Linked DNA regions of Homo sapiens: region 1 is linked to region 2. A link is a contact called in ENCODE Hi-C data. All regions are on one chromosome and are shown on one strand. The core of a region is the stretch at or near the end of the contact, and the rest is flanking DNA. Distances in the headings are between cores, read along the strand shown.

Evidence for each region. A loop is a pair of places that touch in the nucleus more often than their neighbours do. Pooled maps may share reads with other maps.
Region 1: a loop to region 2 is called in a pooled map, with 2.2 times the contacts of the local background. The contact joins the promoter of DMRTA2 here to the enhancer-like site in region 2. A Hi-C loop is called at or near these places in 1 of 168 maps with a recorded cell type or tissue (endothelial cell of hepatic sinusoid) and 1 of 50 pooled maps.

The regions. Positions count from the first base shown.
Region 1 is chr1:50,419,528-50,425,215 of GRCh38, reverse strand. DMRTA2 (DMRT like family A2) reads left to right here and starts at 1,773. Exons shown (of 3, transcript NM_032110.3): 1 at 1,773-2,100; 2 at 3,672-4,238; 3 at 5,482-5,688. The coding sequence starts at 3,680. It overlaps LOC105378714 (a long non-coding RNA gene), which reads right to left and starts at 1,670. Exons shown (of 3, transcript XR_947325.3): 1 at 1,319-1,670; 2 at 615-778; 3 at 344-376. RefSeq lists a silencer at 591-650 and enhancers at 3,478-3,977, 5,213-5,688.
Region 2 is chr1:50,329,993-50,335,491 of GRCh38, reverse strand. No RefSeq gene overlaps it. Among named protein-coding and RNA genes, the nearest start is that of LINC02808, 12 kb to the right of the region's middle. RefSeq lists a silencer at 2,221-2,420 and an enhancer at 2,104-2,604. Within about 2 kb of position 1,776, at least 3 of the 41 ENCODE cell types and tissues checked have a DNase peak (open chromatin) inside an H3K27ac peak, as active enhancers do.

The DNA.
Region 1 (5,688 bases), core at 524-3,023, 90 kb before region 2:
TCTCCGCCCGGTCCTCCAGCGAATCACCCCCACCCACTCCTCCCTCCAGCCTCAGCCTCCCGGTGGGCATCTTCCAGGGCTCTTCCGGGGCGCCAGGTTCTGCGGTCTTCGGGTGGGGGCCCGTTAGTCGCACCGTCCTTCCCCCACCCCCATTCCTGGGCTCAGAAGCTGATAGACTGACAAGACGCGGCCCAGTAGTCGTGCCAGGCGGAATGGGCTGCGTCCTGAGGCCGCGACGACCCGGGCCGAGTCTGCGCGCCCAGATTCCCGCCGGCCTGGAGGTTCGAAAGAGCAACGCAGAGACGCACGGTCAAGAGTGGAGGGAGAACGACAGGAACGCTCATTTTCCTCATTATTTAAACGAATTTTCTTTATTCTGAAGGAGAGAGAGAAAAGTAGAGAACAAAAACGAGAGTGACAGAACATTAGAAATTAGAGGGAAAAACAGAATTAGAGGGAAAAACAGAACTTTAGAAATTAGAGGGGAAAAGACACAGAGATAAAATCAGAGCTACAGAAACCGAGGGCGACTCGCCCGAGGGCCGCGGCATTAATTCCAGATGTTTGAAAGGCAACAGCCTTTCAAAAAGGAAACAAAATCTGAAACCTGTTACCTCTTCTGCAGAACGAGCTGTTCCTCAGGGCCGTGACATCAAGACAAGACGAGAATAAGGCGAAAGTTAAAACTGAAAACTGTCCGAGGGGGCCTCCCAGCAGTGACTTTGTCTCTTGCCGGGAAGGTCGGACAGACCGATGCGCGTCCTGAGTTTAAGAGAATCTGCGGAGACACAGAGGCCACTTTTTACTTTCGTTTAGAAAAGAAAAAAAAAGGGGGGGGGGCTATTTGTTCATTTGCAATAACGACAAAAAGAATCCCACCACCACGGAAAAGAAATCGAGATGCTGAAAAGTGAGGAAAAGAGAGCTCAAAAGGGGCTGAGGGACGCGAAAAGAGGGGCGGGGAGAGGAAAGGCTCAGGGCGCGAGGGACGTGGCGGGCACCGACAGGAAGTGCAATCTCATTTCTCTTCGCTGAGCTTCTCTTTAAACACGAAAATCTTCATAAACCACACTTACCCTCCAGGATGACTATCGTATCAGGACTTTTAAAATAAAGTAACTGAGCTTTAAGGAGACAGGAGGAAAAAACCAAAGCAGCCCCCAACTACCCCAAACTCGTCGGATTTGGGAGCGCGCCGAAACATAGCAGGAAGAAGGCAGGAAAAATCGTCCTGGCATTTATGCCTTGAACACCCTCCCTTCCCCACCCCCGCACCCTTGTCCCGCCCCTACCCCGACCGCAGTAATTGAATTGTCACCTGCCCCCCATCCCGCCTCAGGGCTCCAGAGCCACTTGGGAAGCTCGGCTTTGCCAAGCGCCCCAGGCCAGTAAGAGCGGTGCAGCCGAGCCGGCGCCCCAGAAGCCGAGAGGTTACACAAGTCTACGCAGAGAGGCGCACCGGACACGGTAATTAGGAGCAATTCACACGCTCTCGGGCGCACGGAAACTACTTGTCAGGAAATTTTCAACGCTCCTCCTCGCCCACTTTTTTCCACTCCTTTCCTGGCGCGCCCCCTCCCCTCCCAGAGGCACGCAGTGGAGCTTTTGGAGTTTCGAATCTTTCGGACACTGCAGAATGCGGGGCTCCCCGGGCGCGGGCCCGGCCAATCAGAGCGCCGTCTGCCTCCCCTGGCCAATGGCAGGCGCCACATTGTTGTCCAATTCTGTCTAATGGAGCCCTAAGGACCAACAATAGAGCGGGCGAGCGGCTCATTGAGAGTCTGGCAGCGCCGGGCAACTGGGCCCCGGCTGCGCGCAGCGTCCGGCGCGCACCGCGAGGGGACCCGGCACGGCGAGAGTCAGGTCGCGGGTTCCAACCACGCGGCCCGCAGACGAGCCTCCGACCCGGATTTCTGAAGGGAGGGTTGGACTGCGCTGCGTTCTGAGGGGTCCGGAAGTTCGGACATGGTGACTGAAGGAGGGTGACGTGGTCAGATAAGGGGCCGGGGGCAAAGGGAAGCGGCCAAGAGCTCCAGCGTCGCCAGTGGAGCCGGGAGGCGCGTGCAGCGCCAGCGGAGGAGGAGGATCCCGGAGCCCAAGGCAGGTAGTTGAGGGCCGCAGGGAGAGCAGTGGGTGGAGACCTGGTCTGCGGCCCCTGTTGAGGAGGCCTGGGCCCCGTGGGCCTTAGGGACGCCCGAAGGGTCTGGGAGAGGAGGCAACGCTCATAGAGAGGAGGTCTGGGACTCTCGGACGGAGACACAAGGACTCTGTCGCGGGCTCTGGCAGGGACGGGGAACGCGGGAAGCAGAGGAGACCGCGGCAGAAGCGGGGAGCTGGGCCTGCTTGGGCCTTATGGGGCTGCGGCGTGGGAGGGACTCTGGTGTCCGTTTATGGCCAGTTGCGAAGGCGACTCCCCTGGCTTGGTGCGGCCTGCTGGGCCATCCGTGTCCTAGGACCCCAACTCTGAGATCAGAACGCAGGAGCCTGCGCTCGAGAGGGGTCCCCTGGGACCCCAAGACGGGGAGGGCGTGTCTGACGACTCTGTCCCTAAACCCGGAGGGGAGGGGAGGGCAGTGTGAGGTGGTCTTCGAGAAAGATCCCCCTCCCGAAATGCCTAACTTTTCGCAGGATACGTCTTCCGCCCCGACTACTACTCCAGACTGCGAAGCTAAAAAACTGCACCACAGGTTTTACCCAATCCCCTCCCCCAGCATTTGCCTGTGGGGTTTTTTCTTACACATTCCCCTCTCCCAGGCGCGGCCCCTGGATCCCGGACACCCAGATCAGCTGCTTTTCACTGTTTTCCTTGCCCATGAAGCTCATCTTTGGGCTGGGTTTGCCTATACAGAAAGTTTCTTTGGCCGAATTTTTCTCTTTAATACTTCCCAGTCCTAAGCTAAATTCCACATACATTTTGTCTCTCACTCTCTGGAGGCCCTCACCGTGGAACTTTTGGCGCTCACATTTTTACGGGTCCCAGAGCCACTGGGCCTAACTTTGCCCAAGTTGTTTCCTCGTCCTCACTCTGCTTCCTAAAGCTATTCTTTCTGTTGTTGATTTTTCTCTCCAAAGCTTCTGCCCCAAACTGCATTAAAAATAAACAAACAAAAAGAAACAAAACTCCGGCCCAACCGGCCTTCACATCTGCGCCTTCACATCTCTCTCCTCTTCACCCTTCCACCAAACTGACCGTTTTGCTCCGGGTTTTCCTGTTTTGCCCTTGGCATCAGCCTAACTTCTGGGCCAAAACTGTCGCTCTAATCCCAGTCCCGTCAAACGAGCATTTCTCTCACCCGTCTCACCCCAATTAGGCTAAGCTTTGGGGTATCATCTTAACTTTTCCAAATTCTCATTACAGCCATCTGAATCAGTGACTTTCACACTTTACATGTCTCTTTATTTTTTCCAGCGGAATCACTAATTCAGACAAAATCTTACCCCTAGCGTGTATATCAGGTCTAAGAGCAGCCATGGCCAGACTGGGGTGAAGGTGCTAGGGCTCACAAGGAGGTTCCGACTGCACCTCCTCCCAGCAATTCTGGCCCCTCTAGCCCAGCCTCCGCGGCCCAAATTTCCCTCTCCAGCTTGGGTTCCTCAAGGCGGCGCTTTGGCCTAGCGCGCGGTGTGCTCCTCACCAGGTCTCTCCCCTCTCCCACCTTCTTTCCCGTCAGGTCCTGTCATGGAGCTGCGCTCGGAGCTGCCCAGCGTGCCCGGCGCGGCGACGGCGGCGGCGGCAACAGCGACGGGGCCGCCTGTGGCGTCGGTGGCGTCGGTGGCGGCAGCCGCGGCGGCCGCTGCATCGCTACCGGTGAGCGTGGCAGGCGGCTTGCTGCGGGGGCCGCCACTGTTGCTGCGGGCAGCCGAGAAGTACCCGCGGACCCCCAAGTGCGCGCGCTGTCGCAACCATGGCGTGGTGTCGGCCCTCAAGGGCCACAAACGCTACTGTCGCTGGAAGGACTGCCTGTGCGCCAAGTGCACGCTCATCGCGGAGCGCCAGCGTGTCATGGCGGCGCAGGTGGCGCTGCGCAGGCAGCAGGCGCAGGAGGAGAACGAGGCGCGCGAGCTGCAGCTGCTCTACGGCACTGCCGAGGGGCTGGCGCTGGCCGCCGCCAACGGCATCATCCCCCCGAGGCCCGCCTACGAGGTCTTCGGTTCAGTGTGCGCCGCCGACGGCGGGGGACCTGGAGCGGGAGCGCCCGCGGGGACCGGAGGCGGAGCAGCTGGCGCAGGGGGCTCAGGTGAGAGCGCGGCCAGGCCGCAGGTAGGGGCAGCAGGATCGTAGCTCTGGGGCACGGGGCCCAGGGGCTTGTCTCGGTTCAGAAAGAGTAGAACCCCCGTGTCCAGTCGCCGCGACTGCTAGGGTTCACCGCTCGCCCAGCCTCGGGTATGGAGCGTGGGTACAGAAACTCTCCTTTCTCCCGCTTCTGGAGCATTTGCACTTTACCCCTTTCTCCTGCATCGGGCCGAAATGTACACGCTTTAATTTTTTTACTCGCCTCTACCCAAACGCAGGCAGGTCCCTGCTTCTTTGCTTCGTCTTCTCCCCAGGTGGAAACCTGCGCATCTTCGTTCGCTCTGCGCTTCTCCACAGGCCCTTTCCCTCTGCTCCTTCCCAACTCCCTTAAGGAATCCCCCCCCCTTTAACTGACACCCTAGGTTTTGAGACGCCCTAGGTTCTGAGACGCCCTAGTTTCTTTTCCCCTTCTCGCGTTCCTAACGCCCTCTGGACAACCGCTTGCTGCGCCCTCCCTCCTTCTAGTTTCTTCCGCACCCTCCCTGGTTTCTCAGGTCTGCTTTCCTATGTCTTTTCCTCTTCGCTTCCTACTGCCTGCCTAGCACCACCCTCTTTTTCTGGACCCCCGTGGCTTTTTGTGGGGAGGGAAGAAATTAGGCCAGAGCCGTTGAGGGAAAGGAGGGATCCGCTCTAAACTTGGGAGGGAAGAACTTCTCAGGTCTCAATTTTGGAAAGGGTGGATTAGAAACAGGGGCTGTACTTCTGCCTGTAGAGAAGCTTGGGACCTCCTAGATAACCAAGGCGCCTTTCCTTACAGGCTGCACTGCCAGGGCAGGCATTTTCTATACAGTGGGCTCTTCTGTACAGCGTGGTTAGGCAGAAGTTATGTTGTCTCTTGTTTGAACCCTGGACCTGGCCACTTCTCCACGGCAGGGCAGGACTGGAAGGGCAGTTAAGGGTGGAGGTGTTGGGGCACAGACGTGGGGAAAGCAGCACTGAACATCGAGTTTACAGGGCACAGGTAGTTGGGGTTCTGAGGAGTACAGAAAGAGAGGGAGCCCTGGGGTCAGGGCTGTAGGGGCTCAGAGCGGAAGGAATGCTAGAGCAAAAAGAAAGAGGGGCACTGGAGCCTAGTGAATAAGGGCTGTGGGGCTGAGGGAGAGGAAACTGAGATCCAAAGGGCCGAGGTGCTGTGACTGCTGTCTTCTAGCTAACCGCTCCTCACGACACGTTTTCTCCCCTCCCAGAGGCCAAGTTGCAGAAGTTTGACCTGTTTCCTAAGACGCTGCTGCAGGCAGGCCGCCCGGGCAGCCCGCTGCCGCCGCCGGTGAAGCCCTTATCACCCGACGGCGCAGACTCGGGGCCCGGGACGTCGTCCCCAGAGGTGCGGCCCGGCTCAGGCTCGGAGAACGGCGATGGCGAGTCCTTTTCTGGTTCGCCCCTAGCTCGGGCCT
Region 2 (5,499 bases), core at 527-3,026:
GCTTCCGGAGTCTTGGTTCAATCACATAGACAATGGGGAATAATAAATACTACTTCTGCCTCACACAGCTGCTCTGGGGATTAAGAATAAAATCGTAAATGTAAAGCATCTAGTAAGGGATCTGCCACAAAAGAAGGGCTCAACAAATGTCTGCTGCTTGTCCAGCCCACCAAAGTTCTCCTGTTTGTTTTCCTAGAATCCATCCTTACCTGATTAACATCTCCCTTCTCTGGCAAGCTCAGGCTACAGTCAGGAGTCTGGAGGAAAGCCATCTGATTAAACTGGCTGGCACGGGGGAAGAGCGGCTGAGATCCACGCAGCCCTCCGAGGGGCATCAACAAGGACATTTTGAAAGGGCAATCTGATTTGTCACAGAGAGGAACCAGTGAAGTTAGCTTGTTCCACTGCTCTGGCTGCCCAGGGAGGCCCCCACAAGACACCTGCAGGTGGCTTTCCAGCCTCTTGTCCACCTTGATGGGGATGAGTTCTCTGCCTCCTGAGGTGGCCCATTTAGAGTTAATCTCTCTGGGGCCTCATGCTCCCCTCATCACACCTCTCCCCCACCTGGAAAAATATTCTCTGTGGGCTTTGGGAGTGGTTCTTTAAACCAAGATAATTTGTCTTGTGGATCCAAACCAGCTCGCCAGCGATTCCTGCCTTAGAAGGGGGGACTTGAGGACTTCCAGGTGGGGGCAGAGTGAATGGCTGCAAGAGGAGGGGCCTTATCCCATCTCACCTCTGCCTGGCAAAGACCTTAGCTCTCAAGGCTCAAGTCAGAAGGCACCTCCTCTGAGTGCCTTTCTCAGCTTGGGGTATTTGTCTCCTACTCTGAGATTTCTGTACTGGATTCTTCCCTGAGGTTGGCCCTCTGTCAGTGGCTGGGTATGGGTCTGGGCCACCCTCTGACCTGGGATCCTCAATCTCAGGGCACCCTAAATGTTTGTCAGGCTTGTTCAATGTCTGCCTCTCTAGGCTGGCAGCTTCACTAGGGTGTGGCTGGATCAGCCTGCTCACTGCTGTATCCCAGGTGCCTAGTACAGTGCTGCCACACAGTAGGTGCTCAGTGAACACTTACCTCCTGCCTACTGTGTGCCAGTCACCATTCTAAACACTTTACATCCGTCAGCTCATAGAACCCTCAGGACAACCCTAAAATGTGGGTTCTATTACCATCCGGGTCTAGCATGGTGTATAAAAGCAGGGATCCTGGAGCCAGATTACTTGGATTTTTATTCTAACTCCACCACTTATTTCCTGCGGAAACTTGGTTGTTACTTGACCTGTCTGTGGCTCATCATTCAATGGGAATAACTGTATCAACGTCATAGGGTTGCTATGCAGTTAAATTAAGCGTTCACATACATACAATGTCTATGTATTAGGTACTATTTTCATTTTGTGGTAGCAAAAATTGAGACACACAGAGTTTTGGTAACTTGCCTAAGGTAACACAGCTGAGGAGAGGCAGAGCCAGGACTCATGCAGTCGGGCTCTGCAGTCCATGCTCTTAACCACGACCCTGTGCTGCTCTTACTGAAGGCGGATTTGAGGACCTGGCTTCACGCACACTGAGAAGAGCGTTTAGGTCCCTAGTGCTGGTCCAGGCCGTGATTGAGCCTCTCTTCCCCGAGTGAGCACAGAGCGCGGGGTCTCCCCCGAGGGTGGAAGGGTGGCAGCCAGGCCAAGGAGGCGCGAAGAGCGGCGGCCGCCAAGGGCCCCGGAGCGGCGACTCTTCCTTCCGCCAGTAGGGGGCAGCCGCGGCTGCCGCCGGTGTGTCGGGTGAGCCGCAGCCCAGCGCCGCACGCAGCGCCGGAGGAGCGCCAGAAGGACCCTTGGAGGTCACGCGCGCGCAGGCGGCCCTGACGCCCCGTCTTCCGCCCAAGTCACCCAAGGGTCCGTGCTAATGTGGTGTGGCCCCACCCCATTCCCTCGTCCCCAGCTCTTCCCTAAAGCCCAAGAGGCCAGTTCAAGGAGCTCTAGAACCCAGGTGGTTTGGGCCCCTGCAAGGTTCCGCGGGAGGTGTGGGTGCCAGTCCTGGCTGTGCCACTGCGGTGCTGTGTGACCTTGGGCAGGTCGTTACCCTCTCCAGCCCCAGCTCCCGTCCACTGTCCTTGGGAGGACGCGCGGGCAGCCGACACGTTCTGTGACTGTGGTGAGGGTACCGCCTTCACTGCAGCGTGCCCGGGGCCTAGGCGGGCCAGAGTCGGCCCAGCCCGAGCGAGAGCCTGTCCTGGAACCCAGTGCGTGTGGGGTCCGGACCCCTTTCCCGGAGCACTCGCCGAGCCGGCTGGGAGCGGAGCGCCCGGAGCCCGGCAGGGGGCGCTGCCGCATCGTGCGCGGCTTCCCCGCGCGTCCTCCCAAGGACAGTGTGGACGCGGCGAGCGGCGCGGGGCAGTGCAGGCTGAGTGAGGTCCGGCCGCGCCCACACCAGCGCTGCGGGGCGGAGGTCGGCAACACCGTCTGGGGCGTCGACGGGGCAGGGCGAGTCGTCTGGCGCCCCAGCTGGCCTTTAGCTGGTTTCTGGTTCTGGGTGTGGTTCTGGGTGTGGGGTGACGGGGTGGCGGGGTGGGGATGGGGTCTACCAAACCAGCGCTGGGGGCCCAGGCTTTGCTGCGTGACCTTGAGCGGTCACTGTTCTGTCCGGGCCTCTGCTTCCTGTCTCTGTAATGGGGGGTTCTTGAGGAAACCAATTCATATTGTATGTGAAAGTGCTTCAGGAAATCTGAGGCCCAGGCTGGATGCAAATGGAAAGGCTTCTTCTTTATGGAAAAACAGCCATCTCCTGCCTCACCCAATCCATCCTCCCAGTTCTGCACTCTGATGGCAACCACTTTAGCCACTTTTACCTGTATTTTCTGGCATTTACCCTCATACTTCAAAATAATATGCTCATGCTGCGATTTCTTAATTTACCAACGCTAGACTTTATCTGTTGTCTCCCTGTTAGAATAAATAAGGAATTAGCTGTCTTCCAGCCCCATGCGCATGCCCGGTATATCTGAAGCACTATTTTTAGGTAATTCAGTGATCAGCATTCCTTTTAAGAAAATGTAGCTGTTAGTTTTCCCAAAACCTGTATCAAAACTGCCACGGCTTCTCATCCTATAGCTTCCCGACAAAACCTCCTCTGTCATGTTCGGTATTCTGCCTTGAGGAATGCTCCCTCCCAAACTGCACTACCCAGCTGTCTGCAGGAACCCTCTGGTCCAAGGGTGTCTCTCCAGGATCATTTCATGGTCCTCTGTCTCTATTGGTTTGCTCCCTTCTTTTGAAAACTTTAATTGCTTCCTAAGAAATTGGGCAGGGGTGGGGGAATTTTCATCCATGTGGACTTTTCCGTATTCTGCCCTTGCACTTGATCAATAATTCAGCTAAGCATAGAATTCTGGGTTGGAAATCATTCTCCTTTATACATGGGTGCCTTGCACTGTCTCGAACACCTAGAGTGACCCTTGAGAAGCTTCATGCCTTCTGATTCATGTTCCTTATGTGCAGCTTTTCTTTCTCTCTGGCTGTTTTTGAGGATTTTTTTTTAATCTTTGGAATTCTGGAATTTCACAAAACTTGTCACGTGGTGGCTTTTATCATTCGTTGTGCTAGGCTCTGGGTGGCCCTTTTCAATGTGGAAACTTGTCTTTTAGTCCTGTGAAACTTTATTTTTCCTTAGTAGTCTTCTGTCTGCTTGCTCTCCACAACTCCTGCGAGTTGGAGCTTGGGCCTCCAGCCCTGCTTTTCCTGTGTCTTTTCACTTTTCTGTATTTCCCTTCTGCTTGTCTTTCTCTTCTACTCTCTAGGCTATTTCGTTATATATATGTCCCAACCATTCTACTGAATTTTTAATTTCAGCTATCATACTTGTTCATTCTCTGTTCTTCCTTCCCCCCACCCCACAACATAGATACAGCCTCTGTATTTATCTCTCTGAGGATATCAATAGTGATTTTTTTCCCTCCGGTTTGCTGACTTATCTCTGTCTCCTCCAGCTTCCCTCTTTTGTTTGGTTGCTTTATTGTGGTCTCTCTGTGGTTCTGCATCTCTCCTCCTGTTGGTTGGAGGCTTCTTTAATCTTTACTGGTCCTTGGCTTTTGTCCATAGTTAAGGATAAGTGTCCAAGAAGTTGACTGGCATTGGATGTCTGTGAAGGCAGATGGGGCTGATTTCCCTCTGGGTGGACCAGACAGGACTTGGCCTTTTGTTTTGTGGGGGGGACACATAAATATCAAAAAAGGGGAGTTCTTTTCTTTGGGACTGCCCTGTTTCTTCAGTAAGGTAGGATGGATGTGGTGAAGAGGATGGATTCTGGAGTCAGATCACTTGGGTTTGAATCTCAACTCTGCCACTTTCTAGCTATATGACCATGGACAAGTCACTTAATCTTTCTCTGCCTGTTTCCTATCTGTAAATTAGGCCTAATAAGAATAGTACTGCATGGGTTGTTGAGTTTATTTATGTAAAGTTTTTAACCTGGCATATAGTGATAGGTCTGGAGTCACTGCCATGTTTTTTATAGAGTGGGAAGACGGCTGGGGCAGGGGGATCTGGCTGTTCCCTAAGCAGATTCTCAGTTAATCCTGCTGTTTTCAGCCCTTTCTGGCCTTCAAATCTCATGCCCTTTTCCCCCTCTACAGGCAGTTGCCTTTCTTCTCATTGGTACATCTTCTGCAGGTCTTATCTAACTCAGTAGAAACCAGTTGACTAATCAAAAAAAATTGTTTCAAGCAATAAATCATTAAAAATGATTTTATTTTATTTTGACTGAAAACATACTGATGTCTATTCCATTTTCTTTGAGTATGGACCTGTTAGTTGGAATTCTATAAGGTCTTTCTTGCACAAATCCCAATGCATAAAACATTGTCTACCGTTTCCAGGTTCACCTTTATTGTGCAACTAAAACTTAAAAGGCGCTTATGGAACAATCTGAGTACAGATTCCTTCTAGATTTATGTGATTTCCTCCAAGTCTATTACAACTGCTTGTCTGTAACTCTGATAAACATTTTTTCTTAAATGGCAGTCTGCTTTCATTGAGTCTTTCAAAGTGTCCAACATAGTTTTTCATAAAACAACTCCCTTTTTACAACCATATTTTATTGGCTTATTAATATTAAATGGAATCACATAATTACAAAAGCAAGTGCCACTGGCATAAACAAGTTTGGGAATAAGCAATTGTTTCTGGGAAAGCAGACAGATTAACTGGAAGAGATGTATTCGGGCATTGGAAGGAACAGCCTACCTGACGAGGTTTTCAGCCCATAATGTTTGTAGAGAGACTGGCGAGTGTGGCTCCCCTGAGAATGCTCACCCAGTGTTGGTGGATCATGAAAGCTTAGGTTGTGTTGTGGCTTCTACCACTCACACCTCCATCTCCCTTTAATCTTATAGAAATTTGTTGAACTCTCTCATCCATAAATGACTCCTTTTCCTTTCTTCCTGTCCTTATGGGTTTATATCTTCTCTTTTCCTGTCATTTTAAGGGGAGAGAGTATAGAGAAGG